2 separate regions of the Mus musculus genome follow, and region 2 is linked to region 1. The links are chromatin contacts, found by Hi-C in ENCODE. All regions are on one chromosome and are shown on one strand. Each heading gives the region's core, a stretch centred on a gene start or an enhancer-like site at or near the end of the contact. The rest is flanking DNA. Distances are from core to core; before and after follow the strand shown.

Region 1 (4,755 bases), core at 1,426-3,925:
AGTGAGCATGGGCACTGGAAGCATAGGCCTTGACTACGGAGGTCATTTCTCTGTCTCATAGCATGCCTAACAGTCTCTCTCAAAAAGACCAGACAGGCCTGAGCTCTGGGCTGAGTAACTCTGGGTTGGTGGGGAAGAAGTGCTGAGCAAGAGGAGGAAAAGAATTCTAGAGATGTAAGAGATGCTCCCAAAGAAGAAAAAAAGCTACAAACAAAAGAACAATTAAGAGAACCCACAGACAAGGCCCAAGGAAACCCAGGATGGAAAGGAGGTGACAAATTAGGTTGCCTGGGATAGAGGAGGGCTGGAAAGTAAAACTCCAAGCAGAGAGAGACCTCTGAACCCCACAGTCCCACAGTGTAACACTTTACACACCTGTAATTGCTTTTCCGACACAATCACTAAAAGAACAATGTCCTAGGACCAACTGTGCTGGGTCTTACTTAGCCCCGGGGGCTAGCCTACATTCCTCATGGATTTCAAATGAAATCAACATAATCAATGAAGTTCCCAGGGTGGCTTTGTTCAAGGTTGACAAAATACATCCCGACCCACCTCCCCAGCTTCCTGGAAGAGGAATTTTTATTCCTCTATTACAGTTGTGAATTCAATGCCAAGTTCTTTCTAAAATGCTCACCCGGAGTGTCCAGCAGAGGGAGTCTCAAGGAGGTACTTAATAAAGAGAAAACTGTTTCATTTTAACACTCTAGACAGTGGGAGCTTTGACTGCAGCCCCCCTCCCCTAGACACAGATGAACAATGAATGCCCGACATGGGTTCTCCTACATGTTCACGTCCCCACTGGCATGTTTCTAGTCTACGTGGTGGAGTGATCCGAAATTTTGTTTTGTTGTGTGGAACGGTTAAATAGACCTTGTGTTCTTCGGAATCAAAGAGGAAAGCCCCTGGAATAACATTTCTCTGTTGCTTTCTAAACAGCCCCTTTGTTTCTAAGAGACTCTGGAAAAAATATTTACAGTCCATAGGTTATTTACAGCCTTGTTATTCAGAGCCTGAATGGTAAGAGAGTCCATGCAGAAACCTAATTCATTTAGAGCCCTGGTACTAATAACAGATTTTCTTTTCAGATAAGTTTTTTTTTTTTTTTTAAATCAGCCTCTCCTAACAGAGATAAAACTATTAATGAGATCCCTGTTTCACTCGGCCCAACAGTTCCCTGGGTTTATAGGATTACAATCTCCCCTAGCCCCTCCTCTTGGTTCCTGGCAAACCCGTTTCCCTCTCATTTGCGATTTCATACACAGAATATCTGAACAAAACCGAAAGAAAGCCAGATGGACCCACGCTAAAAGTATGTAAAGGGCTGCTATTTCAATGATTTCACGAGAGAAACATTTTCACGACGAAATAACTGAAAAAATCTGGCACACTTTGGTTGAAAAATACCCGGTACTACAAGCACACAAAACCCCATAGAAGAGTAAAAACTTAGTTGATTCCGGCTTGATTTTCTCGCTGCAAGCTGACGGAACTGACTGAAGAGAACCGAAAGAGTGCGCGAGGCAGCTGTATCGCCTTACCTTTTCTTTCTTCTAAAGACAGTCAAATGGGAAAAAAATCAGCCAACGCCAGGTGAAGGTGCACAGCACCGATCTACCCAGGCCGAGCCAGAAAACCTTCTTTCGCACCCCCTTCCCCGCCCCCCCCAAAAAGCCAAACTACATTCTCCCTTCCACACGCCAACTGCGGGGAGATTTTGAGCCTATTTCATTGTTCTGCCTGGGTCTGAAATGGACTTTTCATCTCAACCCTCTCTCATCGCTTGGCCCCTTTCAATCGGATTCCACAGCCACCACCACCACCACCACCCCCCAAAAATCGGAGGCTCGGGAAGAATAAAGGAGTGTGGGGTGGGAGTGGAGATGTTTGGAAAAGGGAGCAGAGAGGACGGACAAGTAGAAAGGAGATCGTTTAAAGGTAATGGGGGAGGACCGCATCACCTTCATTTATCACAAATAAACAGAAAGCAGTCACGGATCCGTCTTTTCCCACACGCCGCCCCCATTTCTTTTCTTTGGGCAGCAGCCCACCGGCACACACCCCCCAGCCGCCTTCTCTGCCCTGGAAATAAGATCCTGCTCCAGGCCGGCTCCGGTCCCGTCTGGACCCAGGATGGGGGCACCGGGGAAGGTCGCGAGCCCCCAGGACCAGGGCCCGGGGCTGCGGCCGGGGGCTGCCGGGCGAGGGGCCGCGGGCAGAACAAAGCTACGGGGGCCGCGGCTGGCCGAGCGAGCGGGGGGATCGCGGGCCGGGTGCCCCTTACCTTCGTACACGGGGGCCATCGGGGCCGGGGTGTCCGCGGTTCATGGCAACGGAGAAGGGAACGCGGCGCGCGAGCTCGGCCCCCTCAGCCTCAGTGGGAATCTGCCATCTTGAGCCTGTGTCTCCGCTCTCGGCGCAGCCCAGGCCGCCAGCGCCCGCATCACCGCCTCACTTGGCCGGCGCCGGGGGAGGGGGCCGGGCGGGCGCGTCGCCGCCGCCGCCGCCGCCGCCGTAGCCGCGGCCCGGGCCCTGCGCGGGGGGCTCGGCCGGCCCGGGGCGGCTAAGGCGCCGAGGCCAAGGGCCGGGCGGGTCCGCGAGGGCGGGAGCCGGGGCGGGCTGCGGCGGCCAGGGCCCGGGCCGGAGCTCAGCTCCGCATGGCTGTGAGGCGGGGGCGCCGGCAAAAGTTGCCCGTGAGGAGCAGGGGGAGGGGGCGGGGGCGGGGCGGCGCGGCCGGGCGCGAGCGGGCGGGCGGGCAAGCGCGAGCGAACGAGCCGGGAAGAGCCCCAGGGAGTCCGCGCGCAATCGAGCGCCGATGGCACGGATGCGAGGCGGGGAGGGCCGAGCCGAAGGGCAGAGCGGGGCGTCGGCGGGGGCCGAGCGCGGCCCGAGGGGAGCCGAGCGGCCGTGCGAGCGGGGCTGGGCGAGAGCGCGGTGCGCTGGCCCGCAGCCGCCGACCGGAGCTCCGCGGTGGAGGCGGCCACAACTTTGTGTGTGCGTGCTTGGGAGTGCGCGCGTGGGTGTGCGCGCGCCGGCCGACCGGGCCGGGGAGCGCGAGCGGCTGCTGCCGACAGCAGTCCCGCTGCCGGGCAAAGTGTCTTCACCCCAGCGCGTGCGGGCTCCGTTCTAGCCGACACGCGGGGGAAATGACTGGAGGGAGTGGGCGCGTAGTCCTCCCGGGAGAATGTCGGGGGAGCTCCCTGAACTGCTCGGGGAAAACGCAACGTCAGGATGGACGCCTGATCCCGATGTTTGGAGAGCCCTCTCCTCCATCATCCGGGTGGGAGGGTCCCACCTAGTGGCTCCAGGGTTTTGCTTTTTTTCTGCTCACTCGGGCCGGAGCGAAACGTTCTCTAAACTCTCCTAGCCTGGATCTCTGCCCTGATTTGCCTCTCCAGCTCGCTTCTGGACGTCTGCACGGGACGCCCTGCCTTTTGCCTCCAACTTACGAAAACTTGTTGAGTCCTGATATATGAATAGTTCATAAAAGAAATTAAGTGGGTGACAACAAAGCTTCTGAAAAGCCAACAAAATATTAGTATCCAGCAAAAAATATTTTGTCTCATAAACCCTTTATTTTCAGGTATGAATACTGGACACCTGATGTAAATTGTATTTCCTACCTGTAAATCATAGGTCCAAAACAGTTTAGAAGCTACCTTGAGGGTGGGGATGTAATATGATGACCTCTAACTCTGGAGAACTTTCTTTAAAACAAGCCCATTGTTTTCTTTTCTTTTTAAGACCATTGTTTTCTCACTATCTTTCCAGCTTCTGTATCCCGTGCCCATCCACCACCCAAAAATAAAAAAACAACCTAGCTCCTGCACACACGTGGCTGGTTTTGTTACTGGAAAATAAGTTTCACTTCATCTTGGGATGGTCCTTGACGGCGATCTTCTTTGCCTCAATATTTCATATTACATTACACTAGTGCTTTCCTTACTCTAATGTTCTTCACGTTGTAGACTCCTAGGCGACCATTGGTAAGGGGAACCTCAGAGATCATCTAGGCCTGCCTTGCCGTTTTGCAGTCCAAGAAGCCCACAACAGTAAAGGATATTATCCAATGATACAAAGTATTGGACCTTAACTTTAGATCTTTAGGCCCCTACGATCTTCCTTCACACTCTTCACTTGTCCCTTTCTATCCCCTTGTAATCCTTAACTGGTTTCCCTAGATTTGTTCATGGCCGGTTGCTCCTAAATACTGCTGCTCTCTCAAATGGAGTGGTTCTGGCCACTCCATGCTCCTACTTCTATCTTCTAAAGACTCACCTTCATCTAGTGCTAAGTCTCTTAGTTCCTTGGCTTTTAGTCAAGACAGACAGGTTCCAACTTACCTCTCCTAGGACATGATTTCAACAAATCACTGCCTCTCCAGCCCGACTGGTTTACCTGTGGTCCTCTGCCAACCTTGCTCATCTATGCCTTTGCCCAAAATGTCACATTCCCACAAGTGGTGTCTTCTCTCTTTAAAGAATTCCTACCTCCCTGCAGGTTGGCTCATTTCCTCCATAAAACAACCTAAATAATGTGAAGAAGACAAACCTGAGTTCAAACCCTAGTTCTCCCACTTGGCAAGTGTATGAACATGGTCTCCTTGTCTGACCTCACTGAACCTTGGTTTCTACATCTTAATTATAATAAGAATATTAATATGAATATACGCTCCCCTGCACTCATCAGTTTCTACCCCGCCTTTACTACATAGATATGCAATTGCTTGTTGCTTCCTCTGCCTCTTTCCATGCT
Region 2 (4,755 bases), core at 1,168-3,667, 4.8 Mb after region 1:
GCTTTATTTACTTGATTAAAAAAAAAGAAAAGCCCTCCAATAAAAATGGGACTAGGCACTGTGCTGGTCTCAGAGTTACCATTCAATTTTACTCCATCTTACATGGACCTAAAGTCAGCAGAAACATGCCTGTGGTCCCTGTTTTCAAGGCCAAAGTTAAAAGTGAGATAGGAATACAGAGGAAGAAATTCTGAAAAACCACCCAAGGAACACTGATCCTGGCTTGGCAATTTTGTATCTGACACAGGTATCTACACCACAGTGTTACAGGCCTTGCTCCAGTGTAGACATAAAAGTGCACAAAATTAAAGAGTCAAGGCTTCTCCACTGAGCCGGTTATAAAATCGAAGGCAAAGCACTTCAATTCCTATACATTACTATTCCCATCTCAGAACTGGCCCTGAACTCCCAGTGCCATTTTGTTTGCTCTGAGACTTTGCCATTGAATCTAACAACTCCTAGCTATTGAATCGAATTGCTTCACATGAATTCACTGATAGCACCAATAGCCCCAGGACAGACCTCTGCTCTCCAGATGAAGAAACAAAAGTGTAAGGTCCGAGAACCACTAAGCAGCAGGACTAACATTAAAACCCATAGATTCAAATTCTTCAACATCATCTTACACCACTTAGCCCTCTCTGTACTTTCAAGGCAGAAAACACTGACGATTTTTCAGAAACCAACATTCTTAATAAGTAATCTGAAGGACAGCGAGCCCACCAGGATCAAATGCTTATTTTTGGAAATGCTATTGGTTCTGCCATTATTAGATAATTAAAAAACTGTGAAATTTAATTTGCAAGATGTTGTGATGCTTTATGTCTGAAAAACTGTTTACAGTGAGAAACCGGAAACCTCATAACCACATTAATAAAACAACCTGTTTTAATTCTCAATCTATCACTATTTCCCTCACTTATATAAGATAAAAAGAATCAACAGTAGACTAGAGGTATACAAGGTGGTTCACAGGACCATAGACACCAGAGACATGGCATAGTAGCTAATGCGTATAATCCTATATCTAGAGAGGTAGCCCCAGAAAGATACCTGGGGTCCCTATCCAGTTGGCCAGCTGGCCAGCCTAGCCTAATCAATTATTTCCAGGTCAGTGAGAAACTCAGAAACAAAGTGGATGACAGCACCTGAGGAATGACACCCCAGAATGACATCTGACCCCCATATGCATATGCGCACATGTACCTACACAAACATCCATAGATAAAAAGTGTAACTTGAAAATTAAATACAACTAACTAGCCTTACAATTTATCACTGTAGTCAAATTACATAAGAATAAATGCTACTAATAAAACTCATTCCACATGTCATCATGTGAAGTACAATAACTTCAAAGTTTGAGAAATAAAAATCCTATGGGCTGGGTAATCAGTTTACTGATAAGTGTATCTTACCTAGCATTTTCAAGGCTCTGGACTCAATCCCCAGCACCAAGTTTTATAATAAAAATTAAAAGCCTTAGGGTTAAAACTTCAAGACACTGTATGTAACCATGTACTGATCTTGTACTAAGTTCAGGTACTTTCAAGATGATTAGAAACGTCCCTGACAGACAGCTATGGACATCCCTCACGTTCCCAGTGTCAAATGTTCCACGGTTGGATATGTGTGTTTGGCATGTTGGTTGTTTACTCTTGGAATATCAGGTAGAGGATACAAACTGTATCAACTCGCTCAGTCCTCACAAAAGTTCTACAGGGCAAAGACTAAATATTTATGTTCACTTTCCAAACAGGGAAACAGAGGCACAGGTGTGGTTGCTAACTTGCGCACAGGAAAAAGGAAATGGAGTTTTCGGTTAAGGCCTTCAGGGTAGGAATGAGGTCCCTCTGCGGGGCTCGTGCTGACACTGTAGCATGGTAAAGAATACGGTACCCGTAGGTAGCAGGGGTTCCAACGGGGTAAAGGCATGCTCCATAGCGGGGAATGGATTCTGTATGGAAAACAAAATAAGTCCCAAGTTATTTCCCAAACGTAATTCTGCGACAGGAGTAAGCATCCCGCAGCAGGCACTTTGGACCCGGCACTACGGGAGGCCAGGAAGGTGCAGCGGTGGGCGGGGGAAAGTCCCAGGCAGAGGCTGGAGAACCTGGAATCTCAAGCGAGCTCCAGGCTCCAGCTCCGGCCACTGCCTCTATTCACCCAGACGCCCCAGCTTCCATCCGGGGACTGGCGGCGAGGGGCGGCCTCCCTCGCTCCCTCTTTCCCGCGCCCCCGCCCCGCCAGCCCGCGCCGGCAGCCGCGCACTTACACAATGGCGGGTGGAGCCACGAGCGACGCGAGCGAGGGCTGCGGGAGTGACGGATCGAAAGCTCGGCGCTCGGCTGCGGAGCCTGGGGCGCGCCGCGCGTTCGCGGGAGAGGGCTTCGTGCGCGAGCACAGAGCCCCGCCTCTTCCGGAGGGGCCCCTGGCTGCCGCCTGCGTAGCTTCTAGCAACCGCGGGGTGCTTAGTACCAGCCTGCTGTGCTCAGTTCCCTGCACAGTGGAGAATTCCATCCACCTTCGCCCATCTGTTACACCCAGTCCACTGAGTCCACCTTCTCTTTCATCTTCTGCTTCCCGTGCTTTGCACAAACAGTGCTTTGTAAACATACCAATGGGAACCCTTTAAAATAAATCACCACGTTGTAGGAATGCAGCTTTTTTTTTTTTTTTTAGCAAAGCCAAAGAACCAAAATTTCACCACCACCATCTCTAAGCCAGCATAGATGAGGACTCAAAAATTCTGAGAACCTGTAGGTCTCCTGCTGGCCCAGAAATAACAGAGACCCATCCCTGCGTTTAAAAACCAGTTCCAGGTATACCGAGCTAGCCTCAAAAATCACTGTGTAGCGAAAGATGACTTCATTCATCTGGTCCTCCTGTTTCTTCCTTCTAAGTACTGCTCTTTCAATCATGACTACTATGTCAAGTTAATGTGGCTGGTGCTGGGTATCCAGCTAGTCAAACATTCTAACTGATGAACTTCCCCTTCCCCAGTCGGGTAATAGGTAAGTCCTTTTTAATCTTTTTAACTCAAACATCCATTTCTTTCTATTTAAAGATTCCAAATACACTTCCCAAACTTGGGCAATCATTATTCAATTCTTTCCAGTTTTGATGCCAACATTTTAGCTTCTAGCTAGCAGAACATACACTATTTGCCTTTCTTTGACAACTTACTTCACTTGGCAGGCATAATGTCCTCCCGTCCCATCCACATCTCTGTAAATTCCATTATTTCATTATTTTTATTACTGAAGAATGCCATTTCTCTATTACAATATCTTTGCAAAGGAATGCTACTTCAATAAACATAAGAGTACAGAGCATTTGACTGTGTTTTCCATTCTCTTTGGATGTATGCCCAGCAGTGGGATGAGTGAACCATATGGTAGTTCTATCACCTGTTTAGTTAAGGAGTTTCCATTGTGTTTTCCATAGGTCTACGCTAACTTAAACTTCCATTAACCATGATCGAGTTTCTCTTTCTCTGCATCCTTGCCCAGCTTCCTTACTTTCCCTTTGTAAGAATCCTTATCACTGTCCCTCTCTTCCATCTCTCATCTCTCTCATGTTGATATCCTGTTGTGGTTTTATTTTAACTCCCTGGGGATTTGCGATGGCGGGCAGTATTGTTTATGCTTTTTTGGCCATGTATGCATCCTTTCTTGAGACATGGCTATTCAAGTCATTGGCCCACTTCTAATTTAGATTATTTGTTGCCATGGTTGTTTGGAAAAGTTGTTAGATCTCAAACCCATGACAAAGAGCCAACATGGACCTGGTTGTCAGGTTCCCTCTGCATTGCTCAGTTCCTAGCTGTTTCAGGGTACGGATGGCATACCCCACCTCCTACTCTAAATGTCTCCAGCCCTTCCCATATAATCCAGCCATTTTGCATACCTGGTCCTTTTGTTTACCATCTCCTCTCCTGCCTCTCCCTTTTCCCCTCTCCTCACAAGTGTCAGCTCAGACTTCTTCCAGTTGTCCCCAACTCTGGCTGTGCTCTCCCTTTTATCTACAATAAACATTCTCCTTCACCACACCTAGGAGCAGTCATGTCCTTCCCTTTTGTTCCCTTTTTTCATTCACGTTCCTTACACATACTGAAAAAAAAAACAAAAAAACAATACAAATCTTTGTTCTAACCAATGTCTAAGTGTTTTTTCTTATATTGTCTTCTGGAATTTCACATCTCACATTTAAGTCTTGATCCATTTTTCCACTGACTATTATACCCAGTAGAAGATAGGTGTCTAGTTTCTTTTCTTCGCATACAGAAGTTCAGTTTCGCAGAACCTTTCACAAAAGGATAGCACCATCTCCAAGATATGATTTGACTGCCTTCACTGACATCAACTGACTGCAGAAACAGGGACTCAAACTCTGAGTTGTCTTTTCTACTGTTTTGTGTGTCTGGTTTTAAGTGGCCGGTTTAATTACTGTCATTTTCCAGTGTGCTTTGAAAACAAATACTGTGAGACCTACCACTTTGTTCAGAATACTTTATCTAGTTGGGATCTTTTGTGGTTCAAAACATTTTCTTTCTGTGAAAAATATGGGTATTTTGGCAAAGATTCCATTAAATACATAGATAAATTGAGGTAGTGTGTGTTAGATTAATGAGCAATTGAAGGGAGGAGAGCAGAAAAAAGAGACGCATAGTCTGGCCTTAGGTGGGGCAATGTTTATTCATGGCAAGGGGGCACTTTCGCAACCCACATGTGCAGATGACCAAAATACCTACAG

The links. Hi-C counts contacts between places; a loop is a spot of excess contacts on that map.
Region 2: a loop to region 1 is called in a map of heart, with 14 times the contacts of the local background. The contact joins the promoter of Tpk1 here to the promoter of Hipk2 in region 1. A Hi-C loop is called at or near these places in 2 of 37 maps with a recorded cell type or tissue (heart and v-Abl transformed pro-B cells).

The regions. Positions count from the first base shown.
Region 1 is chr6:38,873,515-38,878,269 of GRCm38, forward strand. Hipk2 (homeodomain interacting protein kinase 2) reads right to left here and starts at 2,676. Exons shown (of 15, transcript NM_010433.2): 1 at 2,285-2,676. The coding sequence starts at 2,303. It also overlaps a transcript of Tbxas1 not described here.
Region 2 is chr6:43,663,861-43,668,615 of GRCm38, forward strand. It overlaps Tpk1 (thiamine pyrophosphokinase), which reads right to left and starts at 2,418. Exons shown (of 9, transcript NM_013861.4): 1 at 2,276-2,418; 2 at 1,900-1,957. The coding sequence starts at 1,942.